Regions from separate parts of the Homo sapiens genome. Here region 1 is linked to region 2. Evidence: chromatin loops called from intact Hi-C (ENCODE). Cell type or tissue: IMR-90. All regions are shown on one strand. Links, peaks and the distances in the headings refer to the core of each region. The heading gives the core; the rest is flanking DNA.

The links. Hi-C counts contacts between places; a loop is a spot of excess contacts. Peaks named below come from ENCODE experiments on the same cell type or tissue, not always from the same donor. Only the 100,000 strongest peaks of a DNase experiment are listed, where the experiment ranks them.
Region 1: it touches region 2 in a loop (3.0-fold over the local background); 2 of 110 quality-filtered maps call a loop at or near these places.

What each region holds. Positions count from the first base shown.
Region 1 is chr7:91,376,484-91,388,709 of GRCh38, reverse strand. All of the region lies in intron 3 of LINC02932 (long intergenic non-protein coding RNA 2932), which reads right to left. LOC101927473 (a long non-coding RNA gene) reads left to right here and starts at 7,847. Exons shown (of 3, transcript XR_001744964.2): 1 at 7,847-7,965. In IMR-90, for the core only: no CTCF peak of the experiment used is centred there; a DNase peak (open chromatin) is centred at 5,329; H3K27ac peaks cover 631 bases.
Region 2 is chr7:91,083,369-91,095,594 of GRCh38, reverse strand. All of the region lies in intron 12 of CDK14 (cyclin dependent kinase 14), which reads right to left. Among named protein-coding and RNA genes, the nearest start is that of FZD1, 170 kb to the left of the region's middle. In IMR-90, for the core only: a CTCF peak has its summit at 6,050 (motif pointing left); no DNase peak of the experiment used is centred there; H3K4me3 peaks cover 203 bases.

The DNA of each region.
Region 1 (12,226 bases), core at 2,077-10,076, 290 kb before region 2:
GAGATTGCACCACTGCACTCCAGTCTGGGTGACAGAGCGAGACTCCATCTCAAAGAAAAAAAAAAAAAAGAGAAGTCATACAGCTTAATCCTAGAATCCAGTCCTCCTGATTCTCCAGCAACAGCTTCGGCCACTATATCCCAACAAAAGAGCATTTGAACAGGAAACGAGGTTGGAGAAGAATCATGAGCTTCAAACCCTACCCTTTGGTATGCTATCACCTCGAGATTTCTTGGTCTACAGCAGTGGTGCTTTAGCATAGTTAGCATATAAAAATATAAAATTTGCTAAATGCTTGTATTTTCTCTTTCTGGGAATAAGACAGCCTAGCTGACTGAGTCTCCAGATGGAAATTCATAAATTGTGTTTCTACCCTACTCATACATGTTGGGTGAGCCACTGAACACTGTATCTCAGTTTCCTCACCTGTGAAAATATTGTGCTGACCTATTTTTTCAGGATAGCTGGGTGGGCTGCTTCATGATTTAAAACTTCTTTGAAAATACAAAGCTCCATTGAAATTGTTTGTCAAGCATTCTTCCCGGCTTACACCTTCCTTCCTTCTCATGACCCTCTCTGGAATATAAGCCCTGTAGTCTTGGTGTTTTTCTACATCTGATCTAAAAGTCTACAAAATCAAGCAGCAACTTCTGCTTTGGAAATGTGTCCTCTGGTATTTGGTTGAAATGTGACTGGATTTAACAAAGTATTATTTTTCTCAAACATTAATGTAAAAGTGTGTGTGCATGTGTGTGTGTGTGTACTCATAATGTGCATGTCCATGTGTTTAGCACAGTCAGATAGAAGACCACTGGGCCTGGACACTTTCCCTGGCTTCATCTGGCATTGTGAGGCTTAACATCACCTGGACAGTGGGAAGTAGAGGCACATCCTATGGGTGTGGGGAGTAGAAACTGTTTTCTGTCTTCCTCCAGGCACTTTCGCTGCCTGTCCCATGATTGCCCTCTGTGCCAGTCTGTGGGGAAGTGGAGGCCAAGTATTAATAAAGCAATATGGGCATAAGAAGAAAGAGATCAGTGGAGTGAAGTCAAGTATTTTCATGAGCTACTATAATCAACTAAAATATTGTTGTGTGAAAGCAAAATCCTCCACCAAGAAGAGAGATCTTCGTCATTTCACCCTACCTCAAACCCTGATCAGGCCCAGGGGAGGAACAAGAAGGGGATGTGGGTTGTCACATTATAGGCCCACACCCGTAGGACACTTAAATGCAGGTATGAAAGGGACCCAGGGAAGCCTAACCTTTTAAGTTACAGCTGAGATCCTCTTTGATTGCTCCCTTTTCTTTCATATTTGGATATGTTCACAATTTTCTCAATGTTGATTTTAAGTTTTGGGTTAGTAAAAATGTCTTTCTCCATATACATTACACTTTCTTTGGGCCATAAACATCTTGTAACTCTTCCAATACCTACAATAGTGCTGTGTGCATAGCAGGCAAATCAGAATACCTGATAAAAATAGTTCTAGATGCTGTCTAGTGTGTGTCGAATGCACTGTGAATCTGGGATTGTATCTCAGACTCCTGCCAGCTTACTATGGCAATGTGTATGTTTTTCTTTTAGTGGGCTCTCTTTGGTTAATGATCAAAATCACTCTGATGTTCCCTAACACGCTCATGAAGATCCCACAAACATATTTTAAGAAAAAGATAATTTATTCTTCTTCTCTGACAGGCTCCAAGACTGTGGTTTCTTACATTTTTGAGGAAGAAAGGAATCTCCATGGTCTTGTAGCCCAGTCACTCCCCAGGTTTCTACGGTCCCCCCTCTACTTCTCCATGAGGTGGGCTCCCAGTGTCTGGCTGAAGCTTTTCAGGGAGAGAGAGCACAGTCCCTTCCAAGACAGCCCTTTTCCTCTTTGAACAGCTCTGTTGGATAGAAAGATATCCACCACATTGAGTGGAAATAGATCTACCCTGGAGTTCTGCCTCATGTGACCATGGAGAATTAGCCTAATCTCTTTTGAAGACAACTCTCATGTGTCTTTCCATTTTATAAGCTATCTCCAAGTCTTCTCTCATCCTAGCAAAACAGCCTGGCTTCCTTCTGGCAAACAGCTCCTTGGCTGCTGCAGGTGTCATGACTTGTGGGACAGAGATGAAATCCTGCAGTTCCCAGAAACCCAGAGCAGGCCTGTTTTATGGAAGAAACATGAACACTCTTCTCCTTTTTCCTTGATGGGCCCATGCCCAGTACTATTGCTGAGGGTGGGCACTCAGGGTGTGTGCTCAGGCAGGAAAACCTTCCTTCTGACAATCTGAATGTGCCCTGGTGGACAGGCCAGTGCCTGCTTCACCCTGCTCCTTCTCTGAGGCATGGGTAAGACTGAAGCTTGGGATGACAGGAGAGAGACACTAATGTCCCAACCTCTCCCTATACCACAGCCCTTATCCTGGGAGCTCATAATTCAGAGGATAAGGAGAGGCACATTTTTCTCTAATGTAAGAACTAAGATTAATTTAACTAGTAAGAGTAATTACAAGTCTTCTAAATGTTTCTGGTTTTGGTACACATTATGGTGAGAAACTATCACATTCTTCATCAGTAGGGAGGATCACAAATGACCAAGAAAACAAACTCGGACTGAATAAAGCCATGCTAGTGGGAGTTTTGCTTTTGGCTTTGTTTTAAAGTTAGGCATAAAATTATGGACTACAGAGATGAAAACAACTAATCATGTTACAAATCCCTTAACTAATGAAGGCAAAATAATTACATAATATGTTCTGTTCTCCTTGGGCTCAAGTGGCAAAAGTTTTGAGTTGGGACAGTTTGTGTAAGACCAGGATATGCACGTTCAAATGTACTTTACATGAACTATCCTGTAATCTCTGATTCTGGGGAAAACACGTTGAAAATTATCTAAAGATGGAGATACCTAGGGCAGGAAACTAAGGTGCCAGCTTGAAATATTCAGTCAATCTGGTTCATCTGTCTGCTCACTAGCCTCTCAGGTTGAATCACTATCTAGGTCCTGACTGTGTTCCTTGCCAGTAAAGTCAGGTAAGTTGGAATCGTTAAAAAGTTTTCAATCTGCCCCATTTGGGTACATTTGCATTAATTGGGTTTCCAACTATAAGAATAACTGGTGCTGGGCATGGTGGCACACACCTGTAATCCCAGCACTTTGGGAGGCCAAGGAGGGTGTATTACTTGAGGTCAGGAGTTCAAGACCAGACTGGGCAACATGGTGAAAGCACATCTCTCCATAAATTGCTTGAGCCTGGGATGTCAAGGCTATAGTGAGCCAAGATCATGCCACCAGCTTGGGTAACAAAATGAGAGCCTGTTTAAAACAAAAAGAAAAATGACATCCAACATACACACATACACACACACAAACACACACCAAATAAGACCCAAAAGTATGGTGTAAGGTCTTTTTCCTATGGGTAAGATGGGTGGGGGGCATGGAATTAGCTATGAAAACCTGGTGTGCTAACTACTGGAACAGAGGGTACTGAAGCACACTGGGGAGAGGAGGAGGAAGGGAGGCTAGTGTGACGAGGGTGAGATGGAAGGCTTCAGGATAGACCGAGGCCTTAAGCTCAATCTTGAAAGACAAATAGGAGTTAGCCTGATGGTTGAAGTAAAGAAAGGCATTAAGAGCAGAGGGAACATCACATGAAAAGGCACTGTCAACGAGATAGGAGGAAAATCAGCAAGGAGGAGTAGCACAGGAAAGCTAGGAAGAACAGATGATTAACAATGCCAAATGACAAGGGATCAAGTAAAATCAGGATTTAAAAGTGTTTCCTGGCTGCTAGGGTGACCTGAGGCTCCCATCCCTGCACACTAGCTTACTGCAGTTGGAGTATCCATTACCTGGAATCACAGAGAGTTGGAAGAGACCATAAAGGCCTCAGTCTCAATATGAGAGCCTCTCTATGGCCTTCTGATGAGGGCCTTGAATCTAAGCTTGATTACTTCCAGAGCTAGGAAGTTCCACCTAATCTCATGGTCAGGCCAACTTTAGTGGTTAACAAGTTCTTTACACCAGATAGTTGCTGGGGCCTAATATTTGAGAATAGATATCCCAGATGATGTATCCACCTGTTAGAACTGTTCTCCCCTCATCTTGGGCCCACGGTACCCAATAGTCAAAAAAGCTACCATTAAAGACCACACATTATGTGCCAGACATTGGGGCTATATCAGAAGATTATGTATGTTTTCTCATTTAATCCTCCCAGTGACCCTATTAAAGTAGGAATATAGATACAGTTATTTTGTTTTTGCAAACCACAGAAATTGATTCAGCTAGCTTAAGCAAAAACACAATCTATCAGAAGAAAATGAGGAGGCTCATAGAATAAAAGAAGCTGAACAACTAGGCCCCAAGAAGGAGGCAGCAACTTCGAAACTCAGGAAATTCAGGCCACAGGAACTGGTGAAATTGATGGACACCTCTTTATAATGCCATCCTCAGAAGGAATAAACTTCAACTACTTTTCATCCTTGGGTCACTCTGCTTAAGATTAAAATCCTAGGGAGGAAAAGCTTGACTGTCCATGGTAGATAAGTCATCTTGATTGACACTGAGGCTCTATTTGACTTGGGAGAAATTAAGATGCTTCTACTAAAGCAGGAAGAGGAAATGCTGAGTAGACAGAAACAACAGATGTCCATTAAGACAGGTGAGGTTATCCCCATTGTACAGATCAGGAAACTGCAGCTCAGAGAAGCCAAGCAACTTACCCAAGTTTACACAGACAATAAATGACAGGGCCAGGGTTTCAACTTAGACCTGCCTAACTCTAAAGCCTGGGTGCCTTCCATTCCTCCTTGCTGCCTGTTTGCCTAAACTGCATATGGACGTTGCCTTTGGAGTCAAGCCATGCCTGGTAGGCTGAAACTCTACTGTCAGTCCAAGAGCTAGGTCAGTCTCCTCAACTCCCATCCCAGTTGCCAGTGGGAGGCTCCACAAACAGTTTCCTGTCCTGCCACAGAAGCCTATCTTGCTGTGAGGAAACAGCCATGCTCTGAGGCCCTACTGGGAGACAAGAGAATATTAAACCACAGCCTGTCTTTCCAATGTCTATTCATTGACCCTGTGTTGCCCTTGAGAGCAACACACAATACTCCCTTCTCCACATGCTAACCTTCCAAATATTTGAAAAGAGGGATCTGTCCCTCTTTCCAGATCTTCTCTTTGCAAAGCTAAATATTCCTGTTCCTTTAACGATTCCTCATACTACTATCCCATATGACCACATGGGGATAATTTCCATATGTCGGCTAATTCTCCAAGACTTACATCAGATGAGAATCTGGCCCCGTATGAAAAGAAACTATTTCCCCTCGCTTTCTCTTTCTGATTCATTAGATTTCACATAAACCTTTCTGATGATGACCTGCTGTTTTCAAACTCAGCTGCAACCCACTATGACTCAATAGGCAAAATTCTCATTCTTCAGTTTTCGTTTATCATTTCCCACCAATCCAAGGCCCCAGCGAGCACCCTTCAGGGGCTACAGCCCATGGGCAATATGTGTCTGTGAAAAATGCCAAGTTTTGATCCTTTGCCATTTTTTAGTTTATATAAAGTCATATGACTTTTAAAAATCAAAGCTTTTGCTCAATGTAAATAATTTAAAGTTTGAACAGCTGTAATCATATTCTTCAAAGAAAACACCCTGAAAGGTGGTTAAGGGTGTTATGTGCCAGATCCTCCCCCTAAAATCTCTTTAATTGTTCTTTTCATGAAAAAGAGAGAGTGCGAATAGAGGTTTGAACAATGTTTTGAGGTTTTGAGCATTTGCAAGGTATTACTTCATGAAGACATTAGTTGTGCTGTTTCTGAAACAAAGTGTCTGATTATGTAAATAGTTATGGAACCTCAAAGTTTGAGTTGGAAGAAAGGAGGAAAAAGAAGAGTTGCACATGTAGGGAAAGAAGTCTAGGATTTTTCTGTTCAGAATCTTTCAGCTAGGCAACTCCAAAAACTGCAGCTGGAACATTCTAGAATTAAATAGGTACTGGAAGTTGGACTACATGAATCCATGTCGAAGGCTCAGCATGTGACTCAGACACAGTAAAATATTCCCGTCGTTTTGCTCTTCAGAACATGATTCAAAGTCTACCATTTACGTTCTGTCTGTCATAGACAAGGAACTGAACTCAAACAGAGGAACTTATTGTTTGGGCTCTGCCACCAAAAGCTATGTATCTTTGAACAAATTACTATTCAACTTTGAAAACCCCTTCCATAAAACTGTTGGTCAGTGACCATCTCTCCAGAGAGAAGATCTTTAAGAGTGAATCTGTGGTAAGAGGAAGGTAAGAAGAGAGAGCAGTTTCTATTGCTATATTGCATTGTTCTACCTGGAATAGAGTCTCTCCAGTCCTCTGCTTGACTGGATTTAGGATGCTCAGGCTGAAGAATGAATTGCTTAATGGAGTTGGTAGCTTCTGTGGTCACTAGCCATCAGGTGTACAGAACTGTAGAATCACAGAATTGGAAGGTTCACTAGACGTCATCTGATACAAAAACATTTGCCTAATGAAAAGATGTCTCCACATTGACTAGTTGCAGTGGCTTATGCCTATAATCCCAGCCCTTTGGGAGGCCGAGATGGGAAGATGGCTTGAGCCCAGGAGTTCAAGGTTACAGTGAGCTATCATTGTGCCACTGCACTCTAGCCTAGATGAGAGAGTGAGACTTGAAAAATAAAAATCTCTCCACAAGACCACTGAGTAGTGATGTCTGAAATGGCGGCTACCTGAACACAGGAATGGAGCTCTTGCCACCTTTCAAAGCAGCTTATTCTGTTCTGGGATGGCTGTAGATGTTATACCATTTCTATATTGAACTGACATCCACCACCTTTTTGTCTTGGATATACCCTCTTGAACCACAGAGAATAATATCTACAACGTTCCTAAACTTCCCAATTTCCTTCAAATGTTCTTCATGTGGCATCCCCAGACCCTTTGCTTCCCTGGTCACCTTTTTAGTGCATACCTCATTTTGTTTCAATTCCTTGTGCATAATTTGAATCTAGCCCTTCTACTGGGCGAACAATGCAGATTTGTGGAAGTCTAGACTATGAAGCCAAGTGCTATATTTGTCTTTTTCCACTAACAATTTGTAAGGGCTGAAATGTTGTAGGTACCCCCACAATATTTATTGAATGAGTTGTTTTTGTTTGTTTGATTTTTTGAGACAGAGTCTTGCTCCGTCACCCAGGCTGTAGTGCGGTGGTGCGATCTTGGCTCACTGCAACCTCAGCCTCCTGGGTTCAAGCAATTCTCATGCCTCAGGCTCCAGAGTAGCTGGAACTACAGGTGTGCACCACCACATCCAACTAATTTTTGTATTTTAGTAGAGACGGGGTTTCACCATGTTGGCCAGGCTGGTCTTGAACTCCTGGCCTTAAGCGATTCTCCTGCCTCTGCCTCCCAAAGTGCTGGGGTTACAGGTGTGAGCCACTGCACCCAGCCTAAATGAGTGAGTCTTTAACCTTCCCTCTGGTTGACTTGGGTAGAACTCCAAGGAATATGAAAGTCAATTCTTCTAATAGATGGTAAATGAAGCCCTTTGGATTTGAATAAAGAGAATGGTTCTCTCTCTCTTTCTCTTGACTTCACTCTCTCTTGCTCTCTCCTGCTCTCTCTCTCTCTCTCATCCTCCCAGGAAGAGACAGATTAGACTTATTGGGAGGCTGGTAAGTTATGCTTTAATATGTTAAGCTAGGTGGAAACACCATTACTAGAAAATAATTTAGACCTTGGGCACCTTGGACTCAACATGTGTTGTACTGATGTTTTCCAGTGCCTTGGTGATTCATACAACTTTCTGGGATCTTTTGATTAACAGAGAAAAAGTCATAAGATCAGCAAGAAGAGAAACTGTAGATTTGCCTCAACTCAACATGTTAAGTAATCGCCTGACATCTACATAAGACCACCTCTTGGCACCTGGCTACACAAGCTGAAATGGGTAATTCACTAATTACTTGGGTGTGTACTCCTTTAAATGAGTTGTGGAATGGGTGAATATTTGGGGGACTCCACTGGAGTGAAACACAGCTGTTGAATTATTTATGTTTGAATTATTTACGTTCACTTGAAAACCACGGAACACAAAAGTCCTGTGATTCCACCTCAGCATTTCCAGCCTCCATGGACAGATTTTGGCTGGTGCTTGAGATCCAGGTCCTGTCTCTAGCAGGCCCAGTTGCAAGGTATGACTTAACTCTCTGTAAAGGGCTGTTGATTGGCAGGCACCTCTCTTTGAGGACAAGAAAATAATCTAATAGGATTTATTATTCCTCTGAATACTTCCAGTTTTAGTGCAATTAAATTAATGTGAACATATTTTTCTGTGGTGCTCTCTTGCACTAGGCTCTCGCATGCTGTGTGTGTGTGTGTGTGTGTGTGTGTGTGTGTGTTGGGGGGAGGGGGCATGTGCACTTTGTTTCATTTTATATTTTCATAAATAGCCAGGAGACTGAAGAGGGCATGGACAATCAGAACTCTAGTTCTTGGCAAGGAATTACAAAGTGAAGGAAATCAGCTTTAAAAGCTTTTTTGGCCCCTCACATTATTACTAAGCAAAACCTAACAAGGATATGAGGAAGGAAACGAGGCAGTATACTTTTCAAGGAAACTAACCTGAAACTATTTAGAGACATGCTATCTACAGTTTCTATTAAAACAAACAAACAAACAAACAAACAAAGTTCTCAATACATTCCTTTCCTCCTAAGGTTTAAAATAATCCTTAAAGCCAATATAATTACAGCATTTACTTCCAGTCCACATCCATTTTGTTAGCCCTCTCCAATCTCAACCTTGCATATCCTTCATCCCTAGAAACCACCTCATTTTAACTGAAAAAATAAAAAAACTGTAAAACAAAAGCAAAGACTCGTAATGATATATGGTTTTAATTCTTAGCAAAGACAAACAGTTCGTTACAGATGAGCATAAATTAAATGACTAACAACAAAATCTGTGCTTTACTTGGTGATCCTGGGTTGACCTTTTCCTAAGATGTACTTCTGTTGTGGTCCCTGGGAAGAAATACCTATTGAGGGACAGGATTCTGACTGTAAAGAAATGATTATAATTCACAGAGCAGATTAAATATTCACAAACAAGCTATTCATTTCTCCTAAACTTCCCAGCCAAAACCCCACTAGACTATACTTTCACAACTCCTGCATAAGGATTTCACTAACAGTTCAGGCTATCTTCTTTCCAGTTCCCACTGTACCTATTGCTGACTGTTGGAATTCTCCACCACTAAGCGTGGGCAGTCTGACTCACTCTAGGGTCTGAGAATAGGGGCCTCCACATCGTGAAGTTCAATGCTTCTGAAAAATAAGGAACATTAGACAGTGTAACCACACCAGTTAAATAAAGACCCTAGGCAAAATCATGCTGGGGAAACCTTCCAGATTTTAGTGAGGACTTGCTGATTGCAAGTTTTCTTTCTTTCTTTTCTTTCTTTCTTTTTCTTTTTTTTTCTGAGACAGAGTCTTGCTCTGTTGCCCAGGCTGGAGTGCAGTGGCTCGATCTCAGCTCACTGCAACCTCTGCCCCCTGGGCTCAATGGATTCTCCTACCTCAGCCTCCCAAGTAGCTGGGACTACAGGTGCACACCACCATGGCTGGCTAATTTTTGTATTTTTAGTAAAGATGGGGTTTCACCATGTTGGCCAGGCTGGTCTCAACCTCCTGACCTCAGGTGATCCACCTGCCTCAGCCTCCCAAAGTGCTGGGATTACAGGCATGAGCCACTGCACCTGGCCAGTTTTCATTTTTGCTTCTATTCAAAAAAAGATTTAGTGTAAGGTATTTATTTATATGTGGCTTCTTGACTTTCTAAGTGATTATTGAAAAGTATGCAGTGTGAAGACCTTAATCCCAAACTCTCTCTCTCTACAGCATCAGATTATTACAATTTTGGGTGCTCAGAGGACAAGCAGAGGGCAGAGCACTCCAGTGTAATATTATTTACTTGTTTATAGGTCTGTCTTCCCCCACTCAGCAGGAAACTCTATCAAAGTCAAGAACTGTGCCCTTTGCATCTTTTTATCCCCACTGCCTTGTTTGATGCCTGGTACGCAGCCAATAAATATTTGTCAAATTAATCCGTGAAGGTAAATTGAAAGCACACCATTAGTGTTAATTGGCAAGACCTTCTGTGGGCAAGTAAATGTGCCCACTAAGCCCTGGTAACCACAGTGTCTTTTGAGGCCCAACATTAAGCCCTTTTTCATTTTTATTGCCAAGCACAGAGCCTAAGAAGGCCTCAGTTTGATTTCCATATTTGGATCATGCTGAGTGCAGACCCCAGTTCTATAATCCATTTCTTTCTGAGGCTGTTGGCATCTCTGGAGTTGGGAAGTAACATCTGCTTCAGTGAGCTGATTACCCAATGAGAAAAAAGAGGTAAAGGCCAGCGTTAGGTGGGGTCTGACTTAGCTTCAAAGCAGGCATATGGCATGTATCTTAATGAGAATTTGCATATTCAGGAAAGACACATCTGAAGGGCAAATTAACTGGTTCAAGACACAGCACATAAATACAATGCGGCTGATCAGATTGCCCCTAGTTGAGGGTGCGCTGTCTCTTAAAAGCCTTCATATTTATTTTTCCCTTTCAGTTCCCACTGCATCACTCTGGTTGGTGTGCTCGTTTACCTCAACTCTGGATTACTGTAGTGGCTCTTCCTATGGTCTGTCTTTGCTGGATGTCTCTTTGTACCAAATCCTGCTCCTCAAACTAGAATGTTAATCTCTCTAAATCCAAGGCTCAAATACCAAGGCTTCATTTGCCTTGGTTTGCTCAGAAAGCTTGGCTCAAAATCAAGACTTTCATTTGCTAAAAAACCAGGGCTTCCCTTCTTTTCCTGGCACTCAAGTATTTCCTTGAGGATCTGGTCTTAATCTGCATTTCCATGCTACCTCACTACCGAGTTCCAATCCATCTCTCCATCCCACCAGGCTGGTCCATTCATTCATGCAGGGCTTCCTGATTCCTTTCTGCTTTCTTTATTTGTCCTAATTGCATACAAAGTCCTATTTACATTGCTTCTGCCCACCTATTCAGGTTCAGTTCTCGTCTACTCCACAAAGCCTTCTGTTGTCATTCTAGTCATCACCAACAGTTCCTTATCTGAACAACTATAGAACTATAGGACATTGGGAGGGAACTAATATGTATCTATGTTTTAAGAATCTTTTGGTTCAAACATTATTCAGTAGGTTAAAAGCATAGGTTCTTTTGAAATTTCAATGTCAGCTCACAGACTTTCCAATGTGGGGACCTCCTGTGATGCAGAGAACACATCCCCAGTCTAATGAGATAAGACAGGTGTGCTCTGTCCACTTCATGTCTTTTGTCCCTTTTAAAAATAACAACGTATTAGAGTTATGTCTAGAGGAGTGAGCAGGATCAGTCAGAGAAAGGTTTTAGTTTTAAGACAATTCTACTCTGAACCATGAGAAGATCCAAGTTAAAAAAAAAATTGTTGATTTGGATCTGAATGGTGACAGCTTGTGGGGTTGGCTGGTTAGAGTATAAGGCATAGTGGCAGAATGAAACTGAATTATCCAAGAAGAGGAGGGAATCCCAGGAAAGAAGGTGTTCCCAGGCATCCATACAAGGCAGAAACATAGAAACACAGCAGAAGGTGGCTTGTGGAGAATGAGAATGGCAACAAAATCTGCCCTATCTTTTGAACTCTATATGGATTTCTGAGCAGTTATGAGTTAGATTAAGTTATTTCTGGTGATGGACTGATCATGTATCCATTTGCAGGAGATGCAGAGAATAAGAGCAAGGATCCATCAGCCTGTAAGGGACTAGATCAAGGGGCCCTGCCAGAGAGATTCTCCTGTGGGAGTAGGAGGAGACCGTGGTGGTTGTGGTGGTGGTAGAGATGAATATGACATCAGGAGGAAATCTACCTGATTGGTTCATGTAGCCAACAGAAGGGAAGACCATTTTATCTAATGTCAGCTACATAAATTTTACTAACAATGCCTAGAATGAAACAGCTTCCAAAGTGCTAGATTTAAACCTAAAGACTGAAACCTGCCACTTATTCCACAAACACTCCTGGCAGTTATAATTTGTAAGACTTTGTTTTTTAGAACATGTTTTTCAAACATTTTTGGTTACCTGTGGTAAAAAATATCCTATACAGGCTGTTTCATGGAAAAAAATCACATTTACTGAGGATAAAATACA
Region 2 (12,226 bases), core at 1,864-9,863:
TAATCTTGGTTAAGTTGATACCAAGTCTTTTTAAAAATTTTAAACTACAATAAAATAATGAGAATTTTGGGGCAACTCGGTTTTTACTTGGTTGATCTATTTCCTTGGGAGAAATACTAACAAGTGAAATTGGTAGGTTCAAAACATAATTCCTCAGGTTTCCTGTTGGAAGTAAAGGAAAATCCCAAACTCTGGCCTGCAGGGCCATTCCTTGGCTGGCCTCTGCTTTCACTCACCAGTCTCCTCTTCTCTCACTCTCCCCACATTCACTATACTCTCACCACCAAGCACTTTCATTCTTCAACAAATATGAACTGAGTGCCTTCTATGGGACAGGCTCTGTTGTAGGCGCTAAGGACACGGATTAAGAAAAAAGTAAAAATCCCAGCTTTCATATGCTTACAGGCTGCCAGTGCTCTTTTTCATCACATTGCTCTGTTTTATTGTCTTCATGTACTTAGCTCTCTTTGAGATTATACTGTCTATTTTTTGTTTGCTGTCCTCGCTACTCTAGAAGATAAGTTCTATAAGAGTGGAAACAGCATTCCCAAACATCCAGAGCATCAAGATACTAAATTAAATTTCTTGAATGTTCCATGACATCTTTATGGCCGCTAACAGATGTTTCCATATTGTTTTTCACATTTACCAGTTTACAGGGACATCCGCAGTAAATGAATGGGCTCATTTTTCTATAACCTCACCAGTATTGGTGTTTATGAAGAAGTGGGTTGTGGATGTGGGGTTGGGTGCTAATGAAGGGTAGTCTGATGGAGAGCATACAAGGTACTGAAGCTATCTTTCGAGTTTTTGAAATATTGCATTAAAGTGTTATTTATCTTGATCGCTGAGATTTTTCTTCACACCACCTAAATTCTGAACCCAAGATGAGCACCTTACATGCCTCACTCTAGTCTCAGCCCTGTTTGGTATAAAAATGGCAAATGAGACAGGTACTTCCTAGATCTGCTCTTGAGACTACAAAATAACTGAAGACAGGAAAATAAAATTTGTAAAATAAACTTAGATGCTCCTACCAGGAAAACAATTTGAGAGTTGTTTTCGGGATTAAATGAGATGATACAGACAAAGCATTCTGGCATGCTGTGAGGCACAGACGTGTGCCGTGAACAAGTGTAGCCAGTGATACTTCATACTGCACTATTACCACTTCTCCCCCACCGCTACACTTGTAAAAAATTAAACTGACCTTACTAAATGGACTTAAAAGAGTCCCTTAGGACTGCAATATTCTTTCCCAAATTAGAGTACATCCCTGAAAATATTTTGGTAGGAGAAACCTCATTGAAGAATTTAAAATTAATGGGAAAAAACATGAAGTAAAGAGGATTGAGATCATGAGTGAACTCATATGAAAAAGGTCTCATAATTTTTATTTATTTTTCCTTTTTTGTAAATTTATTTTAGGTGCAGGGGGTACACGTGCAGGTTTGTTACATGGGTAAATTGCATGTTGCTGAGGTTTGGAGTACGAATGATCCCATTACCCAGGTAGTTAGCATAGTAACCAACAGGTGCTTGTTCAACCCTTTTACCCCTCCCCCTCCTCCCAATAGTCCCCAGTGTCTATTGCTGCCATCTTTGTGTCCATGAATACTCAATGTTTAGCTCCCAGTTACAAGCGAGAACATTCAATATTTGGTTTTCTGTTCCTATGTTAATATACTTAACATTAATGGCCTCCAGCTGCATCCATGTTGCTGCAAAGGATGTGATTTCATTCTTTTTATGGCTGCACAGTATTCCATGATGTATATGTGCCACATTTTCTTTATCCAGTTCAACACTGATGGGCACCTAGGTTGATTCCATGTATTTGCTATTGTGAACAGTGCTACGATGAACATGTGAGTGCATATGCCATTTTGGTAATATGATTTATTTTCTTTTTTGATATATAAACAGTAATGGAATTGCTGAGTCAAATGGTAGTTCTGTTTTTAAATGCTTGCTAAAATAAGATAATGGTGAGGTACCTTAAGAACAAATATTTTCAATATTCTTTTAAGTACCTTGAGATAGAAACATTCTCTTGATAGATATGCTTCAGAATCTGTCTCCAAATTTTAAGAAGATTTTGTAACTGTGTTTTGCTGTGTTACACACTAAAGTATACTACTCTCTTTGCCAATCTCCCCTTCAGGCCCACTCTGTTTGTCCTTTTTCTAAATGTCCAATGACTTCCTCATTTTATGGTCCACCATGATTGGTTCCTGTTTCTCTGGCCTACCTTAGTTTTATACATCTTGATTTCCTCCTGCCTAGTAGGCACCAGGATGCTGGCCTCAGGTCCAGATTGATCAACGCAACAGTGCAAAAGCATGCTTTCTACTTGGTCATCCTCATTCTTCTTTTCCCGTTCCCAATCCTTATGCTCGAATACTTCCAAATAGAGTGACACGCACACATCTGAACCAGTCCTCAGAGCTGCAGAGTATCAAACTGAAATCTGCTAGAATTCTGAGTAACTGTGATGTGTGTTTAGGGAGAAAATACTGCAAAGTCTTACATGGCAGGTGCTAAAGTTAGTATGCATAAAATTTTTGTTTGTCATTTTTGTTCTGCAGTTCAAGTCCTGGCAAATAATTTATTTACTCTGTGATGTATGCAATAAATATGAAAACATTGGAGGAGGGATTTTCAAATAATTAGAACAAAAATTCATGTATTTCTTTCAACGGATATTCTTTCAAAAAGATCGTTTCCTTCTACATTAGAATGTGAATGTGTAATTTAAGGAGTGACTTTTAACAACAAATCTGCAGGATGTATTTCAACTCTATGTTATGAGGAAGAGTTAAGTAGTGGTACCTCGTGTTCTCCTTCTAGTTGCAAGTCCTTGCCTTTGACTTTTCATTTTCTCTCTCTATGCTTATCTGAATCTGCATTTGACTGAAATGCTATTATCAAACAGCCTAAAGTACTTCTGGAGTTTGCAATTGGCTGTTCCCAACACAGAAACAGTTGCTACATTGTAGAAACTTTAGTGAAACGATTTTTCTGCGATAATTCGCATGTTCATCAACGGAAAGGCTACCAATCTTACAATGGCAGGGAACTTGCTTTGTGCATGGGAGCCCAGTCTTAAAGTTCATTACTAAAAAACACTGCTAAAAGCTTCATGGCCTCTATTTCTCTCTGTCATGCCCTGTGGTAAGAGGATGCCTAGGTTTTTCCAAGAGGCTGGTCAAATTATTCTTATAGTATGACTCCCAGCAGACCCTACATTCCTCTCTCATGTGGAGGAGGTTGTAGATCTGGGGGCACAGATGCTCCAAAGTGTGGTTTGATGGTGAGCATAAAATAGGCTGAGGCTATCTTTTACTGGAACTGAGCACAACCTTTGTTTCACAGTCCTTTATTCCTGACTTTAACTCTACATCTGGCTGTTTATATAAAATGATTTATAATGGAAAGGTGACATTTCATATCTGTGGCTTTAAGAAAACCCAAATTGGCATGATTGCTAGAGCTTTTTATCTTTTTGATCAGCATTTTCACCTTTATAACTGAAATAAAAGAAAGACAAATAAATAGGATTAAAACGCTGCACATTGAGTATCATCTGGGGTCCAACTACTTATAACTTCCAGGTACATGCAGGTTTTCGGGTATATCTCTAACATGAATCAGAAGCTGGTGGCAAAAAAAACCAGTCTACTGATGTCTTAAAACTAACAATATCGGCATAATGTAGGAAACTGAAGACAGGCATTTGCAGATCATATGTAAAGATATGGAAGTATTTAAAGAAATGAAAGAGAGAAAAAAAAACTCATCTGATTACTTGGGAGCTTAAAATAACTTACTTCCTTCCTTCCTTCCTTCCTTCCTTCCTTCCTTCCTTCCTTCTTTCCTTCCCTCCCTCCTTCCTTCCTTCCTTCCTTCTCCCTTTCTCTTTTTCTTTGACAGGGTTTTGCTCTGTCGCCCAGGCTAGAGTGCAATGGTATGATCTTGGCTCACTGCAACCTCTGCATTCCAGGCTCAAATGATCCCCCTGCCTCAGCCTCCCAAGTAGCTGGGACTACAGGCATATGCCACCATGCCTGGCTAATTTATATATATATATATAAAATATATAAACTACATATACATATATGTATATATATTATATATAAATTATATACATATGTGTATATAAATTATATATGTATATATGTATATACAATTTATATACATATGTGTATATAAATTATATATGTATATATGTATATATAATTTATATACACATATATGTATACACATATGTGTATACATAAATTATATATGTATATATAAAAATATATACATATATATTTATATAAATAAATAAATAAAATATTTTTTTTACAGATAAATTTTTTACAGATAGGGTCTTGTCATGTCACCTAGTCTCATCCCAAACTCCTGGACTCAAGTGATCTGTCCACCTTGGCCTCTCAAAGTGCTGGGATTACAGGCTTAAGCCACCACACCTGGCGACAAGAACATTTTCAAAATAATATTGAGGTCATTTCAAAAAGGATGATACAAACCTACGCTTTATTTGTAGTCAATGTAAACAGCTGCTCATACACACACACACACACACACACACAAACAAAACCAACTTAGTTAATGAGCTGGGTGTCAAGCTTCTATGTAGCCCGACACATTTTAGCACATTTACTAAGTTGTGTTTCTATATTTAGGAACACTAGATACAAACAGGTGACGAGTGACAGAGCTTAGACTGTGAAATGGCCAGCGCCTACAGAATCAGTGCTGCCGAAATGCCATGCTTTGAAACTCCATTCTGGATACCCAAGAGAGAGACATTCAATATTCAACAAAATCGAAGAATTTGAAAATGGAAAATCTCTCGGATGTTCTGAGAGAAAGCAAATCCTGGGGCAGAGTCATAGGATTTGGATTTAAGCCTATAGCTATATAATAAAGAAATAAGTGCAAAAATAAAAACTTGGGCAGGAGGTTTTTAGCTGAAAATCCTAATTCACCTCACAACACATTATGGTAAAACACTTGCTTCAAGCTGATCAGAAGTTATGTTCTATCTTGCACCACGCAATTTGGTAGTCTCTAGCCACATGTGGTTATTTAAATTTAAACTAATAAAAATTAAATGAAATTAAAAATTCAGTTCCTCAATTGCACTAGCCACATTTTAAATTACTCAATAGCCACACGTGGCTAGTGGTTACCATACTGGAAAGTGAAGATAGCGAACATTCTTGTCAATGCATAAAGATCTATTGGACAGTACTGCTCTATATCCTTAAAATATGTAACGCAGCTTCTAGAAATTTCTACATTCTCATAAAGGAATAGTGTAGTTCACACAATGGGAGGATTTGCCTCTTTAGATGAACGGTAGAGACTGGATTGAGAAAATCAATGAATGTGGCAACAGAGAAGGGGTCCTGATCAGGGACTCACCCCAAAGAAGTGTGAGGCAGGCAAAGGAAGGAGCCCAGCTTTAAGCCCAACGTCTACTCTGAACAGAAAATGTCCCTGTGGAAATGTTTTTCATTTTCTTGGGAAAAATAAAAGGCACTAGAATTTTTTGGCAGTCACAAGCTAAAAGCAAAGGATGTGAGACAGCAGAATTCTAAGATAGGAAGGTAAAGTCCCACTTGACTACCAAATAAAATTAGAACTATAGGTACAGCTTGACTCAAATTCTACACTTCAGTAAAGGGTGACAAGAAATGAGAGCCAAATGAAAAAAATTCCATTTGTATTTATCTTTATAAATATAATGATGTGCTTAGTCCCATTTGGTGGCAAAGGCATGGAGCCTGGTGTAATCCCTAAGTAGCCTCCAAGGTAGGCTGAGCCAATTCATAAAAAATATTCATCATCCAAACAGACACCTAACGTGGCAGAGAGGGACAGACAAAGCATGGGGCAGCTCTGGCTTCTCTAACAGAGACATTTTACTTGTTTTGCTATCGGAAAATATATATATAGCTGCGTATCTCATATTTTACGGAGATAAACAGTTGCCTGTTTTTTTTTTTTTTTCCCCTCAGAGCATGCTGCCCTCTACAGGCCACATGGATATACACATATGTGAAGATGCATAAATAGGGTTCAGTTATATCCAAATAGGATCATTAGTAAAGGTAAGATGAAAAAGAGGGGAGGAGGTTGGGTATATCTGCGTGTCTAAAAGGCTTTAGAATCAAGATGAGAAGCAATCAACATTTATAAGCCTCTGATAAACTTTACCTCTTCAGCCGACAGACATATAAGAAATTATAAACAGTAATATAGTCCTATCATGCCGTTTTCCCTGAGAAACTTAAAAGTATGTCGACAGTCATTTTTTCTTTGTTTTAACTAGGGAGGAGAGGCTGGGGAAGAAAGAGAAGGAAGAATGGTTGACGTGGTTTGATGCCTTTTCCTAACATCTCCAAAGTACATCAGTTTTGATCTAAAACTTATTAAAACTCAGTTCTAAATTAGCAAATAAAAGCCAAAGCATTTAAAGAAGTACACATGATTTTATCCCTAAAAGTTTAATCTTTTAAGCCCTGGCTTCAGTGAAGTAGTTAAAATCTGGCCTAAGAAATGAGAACTACCCTTCATCTTTACTTCAAATCGATTCTTTTGCAATAGTTGTGCCATAAACACACACTCACACACACACATGCACACTCACAGCTGGTATGTTTATTGGTTTAGTCACTAAAGGATTTAGCTGGACAAACATCACAAAGATGATGGCTGATTTAATTGAATTTATGATCAAATGTTTTCTATTGCAGGAAGAGTGGGAAATCACTTATGGGGAGATTTGAATAATTTAAGGGAAGTTCTCTATTTGGCATTATGTTTGTATATCAAGTCTTGAGGGATTAAATACAGCTGAGGACTAGCAGAGAATTCACATAGAGATACACAAAGATATGCTGTATAACAATATAATGAGGGCCAGAATATTGATCCCTTTAATATTTCTATTCATTTGTCTCATTTATAGTCTGAGTAATAATAACCACACACACACACACACACACACATATATATAAACTCTATGAGACTTCCATTGTAAACCAATACTAGATTTTTCTGAAATCCCAAAGATGTTGAAATGATTTTAAAATATTCTTTCAGAGAAGACAGAAAAATAATTGTGTTGGGAGTTGTGTATGTGTGTGTTTCAGGCTTTTCAGTGCATTTTTGTTGTTGTTAAAGACATAATGAAATCTGTTGTTAAAGTAAATGTCACTGCCATGATGGAAATAACCGTTTAACATGGGATCTGTGCCTTAGGGTATGGATGTGGCTCAGTGTCTAAAAGAAAAAGGCCAGTTACTTTCAGAATCCCCTTCCCATTTTCCTCACCACAACAGATATGGCATGGCCATGCTCCCAGCCTTTATTCATTGTGTTTTGAGAGATAATTCATCTACCTTCCCCCTTTAAATGCTGTAAACAGCAAGGATAATTACTTTTAGTCTCACCTCTGAAATGACTGGGCCAAATGGATGCCCAGATCCCACACATCTGGCTTAGGGTTATCCATCAGTTTGTGTACAGGTTATATTACAAGAAAAGGTCCAATAGACATTTGAACTTGGTAACAGTGACCTGTCTATGGGTTTCTTTCAATCTAATTTGGAAAACTGTCTAATAAAATGTGTTTCAAGACTAAGAACAAATCACAGTATTGCATTAATTATGTACAACGCTATTTGTTAACACACCACTCTTAGGAAGAAACTGTTGAGGAAGGGGAAATCTTGTTTTTACACAACAAGCATTAAAAAAAAAAAGTTTTGGTGACCAAGCAGTTCAGCATGTGCCCCTAAGAAGGTAAAAAGAATATTCCAGAAGATGTCTGGGGACTCTATGTAGGAGTGGTATCCATGTTCAAGAGTAATTGCTTATTCGGAGCTGAATGAAACGCTCTCACTGGGAGGTAGGACAGGGAGCACTGAAAAAGAGAAGGGAGGTAAACTAATATTTGCCAAAGGACTGTGTCTAGTAAGGTACCCAGTAATTTATACCCTTACCTTACTTAAAGATTAAACAATAATCCTGCCAAGAGGTTATACAAATTGAAAAGCTGAGGCTCAGAGAGGTTAATGAGCTTCCTGAATATTACACAGCTCAGTAGTGGAACTAGGGATGAACCTGGTTCCTATGCTACCAAAGATGATGCTGGCTCCAAGCATTTAATTGCTATTTGTGTCAATAATTAGCTTGTGCAACCTTCCTTCCTCTCTTCTGTTTTTTTCTTTGCTATGTCAATACTATTTATTGATGGTATATTCTTAGGTCAGTAAGACCACTATGTACACAACATGTTAGATGCAGGTGTTAATAAGAATACTCTAGGAGCTCTATCCTCACAATGAATAGAAATTGAGCCCCAGTATTATAAAGTCTCCCCAAATGAAGAGAGGGATATATTGTTTCATGAAAATCAAATAAGTAGAAGGTGGAATGGGTAACAGTGGATACTAGGGATGACATTGTTGTTAAAATCATCTCTTTCTTAGCTAGGGATGGTGGTAGGTACTTATAGTCCCAGCTACTTGGGAGGCTGAGGTGGGAGGATTGCTTGAGCCCTGGAGGTCAAGGCTGTAGTGAGCCATGATCATGCCACTGCAGCCTGGGCAATAAAGCTGCAAAAAAACAAAACAAAAACGCTAAAAGCGAATAGTGTTTTTCTCCAGTGACTTCTTATATTCATCTTTATTTTGAGGCTGAACATTCACTAAATTTGTAAATATTTTCTTAATCAAATGAAAATGATATCAATAAATTTGAGGAAAGGTATCACATATCATGTGTTTCTTTTACATAAGGAGAGGTAAAAATGACTGCATTTCTGTTCATGCTTCACTTTGTAAAATGTGGTAGTTTTCAATGTCCTAAAACTTAAGAATTAAGATATATACACACACACACACACACACACACCCACAGGGGCCCAGTGAGGAAGACCTGGATCAGCTCTTTATTTGGAAGGCTTATTTAGAAAATGGAGCCCCTCTCAATAGCATCTCATATGTGATGAACAGGAAGCTGAGCCTTTACGGTGTTTTCTGAGTAGAGTTAGGGGAGATCAAGGAGATCGGGAACAACAGCAGAGAGGTGAATTCTTAAGGGAGTTCAAAAAGGGTAGAGAGCTGTGTGTCTAACCCCTAACAGTTCCCAACAGAAAAGAGAGAGAGACAACACAAGAAGGAGAAAGGAATAGAGACACTTGCAACAGGCTGCGCCCCTCAGGAGGGAACAGCGTGGCTTCTGGAGGGGAGGAGGCAGGGAAAGGAATGTCTGCTTGATGTTCTTTGATATTTCCACTATTCCCCCTGCAGATTTATTATGCTTATTGGGTACTCCAGAGCTATTATACTCAGGGTGTTTACAAATAAAAGATAGGGGTGAGAAGCAAAAATAAAAAGCAAGATCTCTGGACACTTGAGTGCAAAATGCAATGACTCTTTAGTGTAGTGTTTCCAAAGCAGCAGACATCCACATTTGTATTACACTGACGAGCATTTAAATGATCTAGAATTGTGTCACCCAATATGGCAGCAACCAACCACATGTGGCCCTTAACTCTTGTTAATTACATTTAAATATAGTAAAAAAATTCAGTTCCTAAATCACAGTAGTCACATTTTAAGTGCCCTGGAACCACAGAGGCCTAATGGCTACTGCATTTGTCAGCACAGACCTAGAAATGTCGGGCCAAACTTTCAGTTACCTCAGAGGCCAGCGGCCTTCTTGAGCATAATCTCTTTTTCCTCTGTGCTAGAGATAAAAACTGATTTCTTCCTTATACATAATTTTAAAGATACCAGTTGTGAACCAGGCAACTTGAAGTCAGAAGCCTATGCCTGTTACCTGATGGGTCAGAGACCAGGCAAAATAGACGGTGTCTGACCTGGCTAGGACTGGATTTGCTCCCCTGTGCTCTGCTTCACTCCATGACTCCGGATTGAATGGGAAACTCTAGTACCCACTTCTGATAAGCAAAATGGCCCCCAAAGATGTCCACCTGTTAACCCCTGAAGCTGGTGAACAGGTAACTTTTCACAGCAAAAGGGACTGTACAGAGAGAGTAACCTGGATTAACCAGGTGGGCCCAATCTAATTACATGAACCTTCAGAAGCAGAGAACTTTCTCCTGCTGGAGGCAGAGGAAATGGGGCAGACAGGAAGTCAGAGAGATCAGAAGCTTGTTTGATGGAGAAGGTGGCTATGTGATGAAGCATGCAGGAGGCGTTGAGCGGGTGGAGACAGCGAGCAAGGAAGTGAGACCTCAGCCATACCCCCCAAGGAACTGAATTCTGCCAACAACCTGCATGAGCATGGGAGTAAATTCTCCCCGAAAGCCTCTAGATAAAACCCCAAGTTGGTCAACATCTTGATTTTGGCCTTGTGAGACCCAGAGAAAAGAAATCAGCTCAGCTCTTCCAGACTTCTGCCTGACAGTACTGTAAGGTAACATGTTTGTACTATTCTACACCAATAAATGTGTGGTAATTTGTTATGGCAGTCGCAGAATACAAACACCCATGGCATATTTGGGAGAACAGAGGAACTCCTACAGTTTATGCTTCTAGAATCTGTTTGGAGAAGACTTCGAGAAAGCCTAATTCCATCTCCTCCTTTCAGGGAAATGAGCAGCCCAGCTGCCTCTAGAAGCTCTGTGCCACTTCAGAAGTAGGGTTGGGTTTTATTCCTTAATGAGCTGGATGGCAGGAGGAAGGTATTAGCCGCATCGTAAGCGTGCACTTTTGGATGAGGAGTCCAACACGTAATCTGAAAGGATGAAAAGCAATGGCTGTTGCCAACTCCCAAGCCTGGCACATACTGCCAATTAGTAAGAGAGAAGATGGGTATTTTCTGTCTATCAGAAGGGGATCAAAAAACGCGTGTCCAACAGATAACAAATAGCATGGGGCCTGCCCTTGGCCATCACCAGGGGTTATTAATGACACTGAATTCTTTGCTACAAAAAAAGAGACATGGATAAGAAATCTGGCAATGACACAAAATGACAGGGCTTAACCTCTTGGGGGCAGTGGGAGCTGTGTGGAAGAGGTGACAAACCTCACTGGTAGGGTGTGAGTGGGTAGCAGGCAGGCCTGTCATCTCTGGCACTTAGACTGTCACAAAGCCAGCCTTTTTCCCATGGTGCATTACCCAGCAGTGGGCAGGAGAGGCCCAAGTTGGTGGTGTGGGCAGTCAGCCAGCTGCAAACACTGTTTTCCCCAGGACAGAGGAAGTCAGGCTTCTGTTCTGTCCCAGCTCTCCTGGCTGCATGAAATCTAGATGGGGAATGACATCAGGTCCCAGAAGAGATATCCCCACCCATGGCTGCGGCGAGAACAAAATAAAATTAGATATTGATAAGCTCCCATGAATATGGGGTTTTAAAATGGATAATATTCCCTTCATAAGATTCACTGGAGTACATATATTCCTAGTTGTTATTTTCAATTGTGCTGATCATTTGATCTCATAAGCCTGTTTTTAATTTTAGGCTATACAATCAAGATGATAATATCTGCCCTACCTCAAAAGACTGCCATAAGCATATGTGGGGATGTGACAATGTACATTGCAAAAGGCTAACTGTTAGTTCCATCACAACTATATCTGTGGAGATGAGTTGCATGTCAGGCCTTTGACTATGTCCGTTTCATATGCTTTCACATTTATGCTGTTGCCACTGCTAGTGATCAGGGCTAGGCCTTTGGCAAATTTACCATCTTCCACTCAGATAGTTTTCTCTTTGTCCTCCTGGCACCTGCTTGCAACCTGAATCTTTGGACAGATCTTTATTGTCTTTTCCAAGGCTCTCTAGGACTCCCACCAGGGCCTGGAAAGCATCTCCTATTTTAGGTCCTCCTCTTTTTCCTTTCAAGAATCCTATCTGCAATTTCCTAGAAGAGCTGCTTTCTATTAGATGGCAAGGGGTTTAGGGGGTTTTGATAAACATCATATCCACATAATGCTTTTAGTAACTGAACTAATGATTCATTCTTATGAAAACAAATGTCTCCAGAAATTGCTATGAACTGCAACTTCCAAGCAAGCAGGTGAGCCTTTGGGGGCCTCCAAACAATACTATGTATGGCAGTGCAGGGTCAGGACAAGAGACCTGCTTGGATTGGACTGTCTGCATATTGAAAACAGTACATTTTCAAGGGTATGGCATGTGGTGAAGAACTACACCTCATGCAGTGTTCTAATGCTG